Linked DNA regions of Homo sapiens: region 2 is linked to region 1. A link is a loop called in an ENCODE intact Hi-C map of the cell type or tissue named here. Cell type or tissue: Caco-2. All regions are shown on one strand. Links, peaks and the distances in the headings refer to the core of each region. The heading gives the core; the rest is flanking DNA.

Region 1 (4,401 bases), core at 263-4,262:
CCTATTTTACAGCTCAAGAAGCTCTACTGTTCACCTTCTAAAAGTCTTTTGTGACAGGAAATGCTTTTTTGACAGCAGGACTAGCCCACCTGCCCAGTAGTAAGTCTGAGGTAGAGAGATGCAGGCTCTAGACCTTGAAGATTGCTCTAATGCCAAAGATTCTTATATCTGGTGCAGGCAAGAATAGGTGGGTGTGTGCATATATTTAGTATTGTGCTGGCGCAGATGGAGCCCACTGTGTACATCTCTTCCCAACACTGCATTCAGTGACATGGTGTTGGTAGCTTGAAATTGACCATGGCAATCAACAAACACTACAAATAAAGGCTTGGTTTTGTTTGTTTGCTTGTTTGTTTTTACTTTTTTTAAAAGAGCCGATTATTAAACATTTACCTGTGCATGGCTGAATATATTCCATAATTTATCTTTTCTTTTAGTATAAACACATTTTCCCCATTCTTTACCATAACAAAAAAACTTCAATGAATATGCTATGTGGAATTTTGTGCACATATGTGTGAGTTCCTTTAGCATATAGACCTAGAAGTGAAGTTTCTATCTTATGAACTGTGCACATTTCAACTTCATTAGATAGCATCAAATTGATGTCCTACTAGATTTCCTATTTTCTTACCTTCTTGTTGACACTTGATATTGTCAGTCTTCTTAATTTATGCCAATCTTAGCTTGAGGTGGTATTTTACTGCTATTTGAACCTATAATTTTTCTGATTACTTACGAGGCTAAAAATCTTTTTACATATTTATTGGCCATCTGGGTCTTTTGTGAATTTGCTACTCATATTTTTTGTTCATTTTTTCCTTAGATAATCTCCTGTTCTTTTTATTGATTTGTAGAAATTCTTTACATATCCTGAATACTTATTCTTATTCAATTATATGCAGTATACATATCATCTCTCACCTGTGGCTTGTCTTTTAATCATGTTATGTTTTTGTCATAAAGAAGTTTAAATTTTGATACAGTCAAATGTATTATTCTTTTCCTCTGTAATTTCTATGTTTTTTTCATGTTTAAGCAATCTTTCTTGACCTAAAGGTTAAAAATATGTTCCTATATTTTCTTTTTTGAAGTTTATATTTTCATATTTAAATTTTTAATCTATCTAGAATTTATTTTTGTCAATGGTATCAGGTGTACATTTAATGTATTTCCTCATATGGAAATGCAATTATTCCCACATTATTATGAAAGAGACCCAAGTTTCCCTCTTGCCTTTTTGGTTCCTCTTATACATAAAAGCCCTGCATATGCTTGCATCTATTTGGATATTACCTATTCCAGTCTATAGATTCATTTTATCTTTATTTTTGGAACTATTACACTCTAATTACTGTAACTTTACCAAAGCTCCTGATATTCTTTTGAGGCAATTCTTTTCTCTTTATTCAGCCTTTTCAGAATTTTCTTATCTATTCTTCAATGTTTACTCTTTCATGCGAATTGAACCATTTGTCAGCTTGGCAAGTTCCACTGAAAACCCTGTTAGATTTTTTACTAGAATGACAATGAATTTATAGATTAATATTAAAACAATCTATTAATATTTCATACATATGTACATATAGAGAGAGAGTCAGGTATTTTTATGTCCTTCAATAATTGCTTTATAACATTTCCATAAAATTTGAATTTATATTTTATTAGAATTAAATAATAATAATTTTATAAATTATTTTTATTTTTATTGTTAAGGGGATCGTCTATCCTGTTTTATGATATGAATGGCTATGGCTGCCCTATAGGAATGTTATTAGTTCTTATATGCTCATTTCCGTATTAATTTTTCAAACTTTTCCCCAGTCTTTGGAGCTTAAGCATTTAAGGTAAACTTAGTGTTTGTCCTCGAAAGAGTCAATGATGTTATCTTTGACAACCTTTATTGGCACTACGGTACATATGGAAGGGTCAAAGTTTCTAATACGACCGTCAGGGTAAAGTCTAAACGGTATTTATGACAAGGTGTGTGCTAAAATCAGCTCACTTGCAGCAATGGCTTGGATTAGATCCACTTGCATTCTCTTTTTTACCTTGCTTTTTGCCCACATAGCAGCTGTACCGGTAAGTCGAGTCCTGCTTTTTGGATATTTAGAAATATTAATTCTAGTATACATTATCCATTTTCTGTATATTTATTTTTTTCAGATTAAGTATCTTCCTGAAGAAAATGGTAAGAATTAGTTCAAATGCACAGAGAGTGTTTTTGAACTTTTTTCCTTCGGCAAGACTAATAATAATTTTTTTTCTCACTTTTAACAGTACATGATGCAGATTTTGGTGAACAGAAGGATATTTCAGAAATCAATTTAGGTGAGTTCAATTTTTGTGTTATTAAAGTCTTGAAATTACTTGAAACCCAGTGGTGGGATTACTGAACACTTTCCTTCCTAATACTGTATTGTGATTCTCTGGGGGAGAAATATTTTTTGGTGCTTTGTGAGAAATTGCATTTTCTGAAAGATAAAAATGCGGAAAGAGAAGATAGTTAGACCAGACTTTCTAGGAGAGCTAGGAAGTCCTCAATGGATCTAGAAATATGTAACAAGTTTCTCTTTATAAAAATTTTATTTTTCCAATTTGTATTTGGAGGAAAAGGAAAGCAAATAGATAATTATTCCGATTGTTAAAGAAAAATATAAGAATAAGCCTCTGGTTATATTTAGTGGGGAAACAAAACCCAACCCCTCCACTGGCCCATCATATTCACTAACAACTCCTCGGTTGAGACTTAGGGGTGAGTGTAAAGCAATCTCCACTTAGACATCTCATTTACAAATATATTTCTTGAAGAAATTCATCAGTCTCATCCATTACTGAGAGGAGAGAGAAGCTGAGTCATCATCTCTGTTTTCTCTCTGTTGTCCTGCTTCTGAAATGAGAGAGAAGCCTCTGCATTCCCAGTGTCTTAGGTCAGGATTTGTGGAAGCAGAGCTATTCATGATAATAAGTACCTTCAGTTTACAAAAGCTTTTATATGCAATTGCATATTTATTTGTCCAGTCTTGTCGTGGAGTAAGTGCTGTTTTCATTTTTTTGGGAAGCGACAGGTGGCTTCTCATGGGTAGAGTGACTTGCTCAAGATCATAGGTAGCAGTGATGGGGCTTACTTCCAGATCTTGTAGCCCATACCTTAATAGCTCAGTGCTATCTGAAGGCTACAAAACTAACATACCAATAACTAAGGGTCAATTTTTCTGGCTTTGTCTCACTCACAGAGAAGCCAGTTAGTTGATATTTAATTGGAATAGCTGGAGAATGGCTGCATAGGCAGAGCAGAAATAGTTTAGGAAGGTAAATGGGTGAATGCATAAATGGGTCCCAAGACTTCAGAGCCAGGCACTAAAATATCTCTCTTTAGAGTTAGCCATTGTGTAAACAGTTCAGAGAATCTGCTGTATTTTACAACAGAAATGGGATTAGAATTAGAGTTTTTCTAATCTCATCATTATTTATCTAATAAAAATTAATTATTTACCTCTTTGCCATTTTGTACTCTTTAGGCCCACCACCACCTCTGATCCTTGACCCCAGTGGAGAAATCTCATTACCATGTAAATCTTCTTTTTAGGCCATTTCAACCAAACCACCAGGATTGATTGGGTTAGCCATATGGCCAGATTCTAACACCATAAATTGGGAAAATCATATAGAGAAAATTGCCACCTTTTTACCATCTTCTTTTTGCCTCACAAGGCTGAGTAAACGTTTCTTATCCTCCATCCCAAGACCTGCTCCTCTCAGTCCTTTTCATTTCAGTAAATGTGACTCACTCCTTCTAGATTTTCGGCTCAGAATGTTAGAGTTGCCCCTAACTCTTGCTTTTCTCTCACACCTGACACACAATCTGTCAGCAAATGTTATTCGATCTACTCGATCTACTTTTCTTTTTTCTCTTTTCTTTTCTTTTCTCCTGAGATGGAGTGTTGCTATGTCACCCAGGCTCGAGTGCAGTGGTGCCATCTCGGCTCACTGCAACCTCCGCCTCCTGGGTTCAAGCGAGTCTCCTGCCTCAGCCTCCCGAGTAGCTGGGATTATAGGTGCCCACCACCATGCCAGGCTAGTTTTTCTATTTTTAGTAGAGATGGGGTTTCTCTATGTTGGCTAGGCTGGTCTTGAACTCAAGACCTTGTGATCCGCCCACCTTAGCCTCCCAAAGTGCTGAGATTACAGGCATGAGCCACCACGCCTGGCCTAGATCTACTTTCAAATCATACTACAGTTGAGACTTTTCAGCACTTTTACTGCCCCTACCTTGGTCAGCCACCTCATGTCTGGGCTGGTCCTTTGACAGGCCTCATAACTGTGCTTCCCTTTCTGCCTTTGCTCCCTAAAGACTATTCTGCACAACATAGAGCTCTCCTTTTAATATCCTTCAGATCA
Region 2 (4,401 bases), core at 160-4,159, 100 kb after region 1:
AGGAGAATCACACGAACCCTGGAGGTGGAGGTTGCAGTGAGCCGAGATTGCGCCACTGCACTCCAGCCTGGGAGACAGAGATAGACCCCATCTCAGAAAAAGAAAAGAAAAAGTTCACATTCAGGAAAAATGCATTGTGACCCATTGTCATTGACACTCATGTATTTTGATATTAAGCGTTGCTCCGCTCATCTGTTTGTTCCTTGATTTAATGATTTACCTGTAATTTTACTATTTATTGAATGCCTGTTTTCTAGGCACTGCACTAGGAGCTGGAGACACAGGGTGAATAAAAGGAGCAAAGCCCTGTCTTTGAGGATCTTTCATCATTATACTGGAGGCAAAAGATAAGTTTACATTTTAATTTAATAAAGGAAGGCAAGAGTGATGGGGACAACAGGGATTTTTTTTTTTTTTTTTTTTTTTTTTGTAGAATGGTTACAAAAGACCTTTCTCAAGCAGTAAACTTTGAGCAGAGACTCAGATGAAGTAAGGGATGAACCAGGAAGCTCTCTGGATAATGTCACTCTAGGAATAGTAAACAGGTGTTAAAACCCTGAGATAGCAACCCTCTTGGCTTGCTTGAGGAATAGCAAGAAGATGCCCTCAATCCCCCAGTACGCACTTGAAATTGGGTCATTTCTTCTCCTCTGAAGCCTGGAACAGTATCATGGTCCTATAGGCAAACAGAACATAGAGGCTGTGGCTGAGACTTTTTCCCCTGTAATGCACCGAGGTGACAGGATCAGCACCTAAGGAGCAGCTTAGATGCTCAGCGATCAGCGTGACCCACATAGCGGTGGGGTCAGAGGCTCTCTCACCTCATTCCCTCAGAAGGCCCAGAGTTTAGGCTTAGAAATGCCAAACCCACCTGTCCCGCTCAACCTGAGGACTTCAGAGCCTGTAAAGTAACATTCCTTGTCCTTCTCCAGACTACCAGGGACCAGGAGGCATGAGGACAGTTCCTCAACTTCTGTGTGTGTGTTTTGGATGCACTCTCATCCTCTTCTGCTCCTCAGGATGTCTGAATCCTGATAGTTTAATGTGTTTTCTTTGCCCCTGGCATTGTTTATCTAGATTTTTCTGGCTCGCTGATGCCCTATGTGGAAGGTAGCCAATTCCAGGTGTCATCAGTGTCACAGACAGAGGCCTATCAGCAGGCCCAGGAGGCACAAGACAACCAGGATTTCCCCTCTCCTTTCCCATAAATCACTGCCAGCCACACAGCACTTATCTTACAGGGACATTTCTGGAAAGTTGGCCACAAACTGCAACCAAGATATTTAGGTCTTAATCACAGCTGTTTAAGCAAACAATTCTACTTTTGCCTGGAAACACTAATGGGAACTATGGTTTGTCAGAGCCAGAGCTTAAGTAGATGGGTAAATTAACTTCTTCCCTGCTAACTTCACCCAGGAGAAAAGAGATTGGTTGGTTTGGCTTCCTCTTGACTAAAGAGGCCAATGCAATTTTACCATTGATGGTTTGGCTCTCCTGTTTCTCCCTGTTGGTCTTAGCAAGTAAATATCAAAAGATACCTACCATTTGGCTTGTTTCTTGACATATTCTAGAAGGTGGCAATTTGGCAGCATTGTCTGTCTACTACTGTGTGATTGCTCTGCAGATGCAGTGAAGGGATCTCATTCTCTCTTCAGGTTTCAGAAAGATTTGTTCACAAAGAAGAAAATCATCAGAACCCAAGGCTATGGGCTACCTGGCAGGTGTAGATGGAGGAGAAAGTGGGCAGCACTGTGTCATCAAACACCAGACTGTGAAGTCTAGGGAAGAGAATTCATTCCACTAGATAGCCATATACCCAAATCATCAAAGTTAGCCCCATCTTACCTAGTAAGATGAAGGCAGATATACCAGTCTTCCTTACACTACAAAGCTGTTCCAAGAGCCATGAAATGAGACTTCATGAGCCAACCAGGAACACATGTTGAAAACTATAACTCATAGCTATAAGCATGGACTTTGGAGCCAGAGAGAATGGGGAAGGAATGTCTTCTGACCTGGGCAGGTCATTTAACTCTGTGAGCCATACTTTGCTTATCTGTAAATGAAAGGTAGTATTTTCTCTGCAGGATTATTGTTAAAGAGCTGGAATCCTACATGAAAACCCCTAACAAAGTGTCTGGCATATAGTTGCCAGTAAAATAGTAATTCTGATTATCATAAATATAATGATTATATTTTATGCAGATGTGTGCTGATAGGTCAAGAAATGCTAACATTAAGGGCCTGGTGTGGAGGCTTACGCCTGTAATACCAGCACTTTAGGAAGCCAAGGCGGGCAGATCATGAGGTCAGGAGATGGAGACCATCCTGGCCAACACAGTGAAACCTGTTTCTACTAAAAATACAAAAAATTAGCTGGGTGTGGTGGCATGCACCTGTAATTCCAGCTACTTGGGAGGCTGAGGCAGGAGAATTGCTTGAACCTGGGAGGCGGAGGTTGCAGTGAGCCGAGATCGCACCACTGCACTCCAGCCTGAGTGACACAGTGAGACTCTGTCTCAAAAAAAAAGAAACGCTAACATTATTCCTATCAGGCTTCACCTTTGGTATAGTTAAAAAAACAAACAAAAAAGAAAAACATTAATCAGAAAAATTTTAAAAAAGCAAAACACTCCCAACATTAAATGTCAAGCTTAAAACCAACTCCACACACCAGCCTGAAAGCACCAGGTCTTCTATCTCACTCCACCACCATCACTGCCGGCTCAGAGCACTCAGGGCTACATGTCATCATCAGAAAGGCTGCAATCATGAAAACCCAAAAGTCTGTTCCTCAACCTGGGAAGTGCACGGCATTTCCTAGACCCAGATCTAAAAGGGCCAGCACACCCAGGTTGCTAGGCCTGCAGAAAGGGCAGGATTTCCGTGCTAGCAGCCAGAGACCCAATCTGGGAGGAACCTTACTCTGACTAAATAGATGTGAAAATGTGAGCGCATCCAGTGCAGGGTTTGGACATCCTGAATGCCCCTCTCTTGCTGTTTTGCCTCTCCTCAGTTATTCCTTTAAAGCCGGAGAATAATCAACTGGGGCTCTTCAGCACCAGGCTCCAAGACACGCCCCTTCTGTCAGAAAGCTGGAGTGGAGAACTTGGCCAGTTGATATTTGTGTTACTTCTAACCAATAAGAAACATCCACTTTCATTCCCCCATGAAGAGTCCCCATAAGACTAAATTTGGAGTTTGTCTGCAAACCTCCAAAACAAGCTTCTCCTTCCAACTCTGGTCTCTACCTGTGACCTCCCCAAAGCACCATCTCCTAGGTTTGTGCACTCCTGAAGAGTCACAGGGATTATTGCTGTCCTTCATCCCCAAGTCACATCTGTCCAAGACCTTTTGCTGTGTTTTTCAAAATGTCTTTGGCGAGCATTTCCTCTGCTTCTTTCCTATCTTACTCCATGGCAGAGTCGCATGTCTAGACTGCCGAGCCTCCTGGCTGGTCTCCCAGGCACTAATTTCTTCGTGTAATTTATTTAGCCATAACCATGGGGATACTTTTCACTTAAGTGAGTTCATCAGTCACCTCTCTGTGGCAGCCGCTCAGCTGATCCAGAATCTACTTCCTGATGGAATCGTGACATGACTCGGGATCTTTCCCCCATTCTTATTTCTCTCTGCTCCCTTACAGCCACTCATTGTCCTAACAGGCAGCTCCATGCTTTTTCTCGCCTCTAGGTTTCATGCAGGCTTCTTTTTCCTGAGAGAATTTTGAAAGAGTTTTCCTAAAATGCTAACTCCTATATCACAGCATCTGTGCCCCTGCCTTCAAGTGGTACAGAATACCTTCTCTGGACTGGAGGTAGATCAGGCCCTTTCAAACGCAACACTATTTTATAAATAAATCGATTTTCTTTGTTTAAATTTCTTTAAAAAACTATTAAAAGAAAAATAAACACCAGATAATCCAATTAACATTTTAAAAGTAATATTAACATAACCTTATTTAATCTTCCTAACAACCCTATAAAGTAATATGTGTGAGATATATGTGTGTGTGTGTGTAAATGTGACATACATATGTGATACATATATATGTGATACATATATATATATATGTAATATAATACAGTCAGCCCTCTGTATCTGTGGGGTTCTGCATCCATGGATTCAACCAATCTCAGATGGAAAATATTTTTAAAAATTTTGTCTATACCGAACATGTACAGCCTTTTTTTCATGTCACTATGACTTAAAAAGTACAGTACAACAACTATTTACATAGCATTTACATTGTACTAGGTATTATAAATAATCTAGAGATAATCTAAAACATATTCAAGGATGTACATAGGTTATATGCAAATTGACACAATTTAATATCAGGGACTTCAGCATATGCACATTTTGGTATCTGAGGGGTTCCTGGAACCAATCCCCCATGGA

What was found. A loop is a pair of places that touch in the nucleus more often than their neighbours do. Peaks named below come from ENCODE experiments on the same cell type or tissue, not always from the same donor. Only the 100,000 strongest peaks of a DNase experiment are listed, where the experiment ranks them.
Region 2: it touches region 1 in a loop (16-fold over the local background); 1 of 110 quality-filtered maps calls a loop at or near these places.

Annotation. Positions count from the first base shown.
Region 1 is chr6:46,791,386-46,795,786 of GRCh38, forward strand. MEP1A (meprin A subunit alpha) reads left to right here and starts at 2,004. Exons shown (of 14, transcript NM_005588.3): 1 at 2,004-2,082; 2 at 2,167-2,191; 3 at 2,281-2,331. The coding sequence starts at 2,014. In Caco-2, for the core only: no CTCF peak of the experiment used is centred there; no DNase peak of the experiment used is centred there; H3K4me3 peaks cover 1,462 bases.
Region 2 is chr6:46,892,656-46,897,056 of GRCh38, forward strand. The region is part of intron 3 of ADGRF5 (adhesion G protein-coupled receptor F5); the gene reads right to left. Among named protein-coding and RNA genes, the nearest start is that of ADGRF5-AS1, 8.6 kb to the right of the region's middle. In Caco-2, for the core only: no CTCF peak of the experiment used is centred there; no DNase peak of the experiment used is centred there.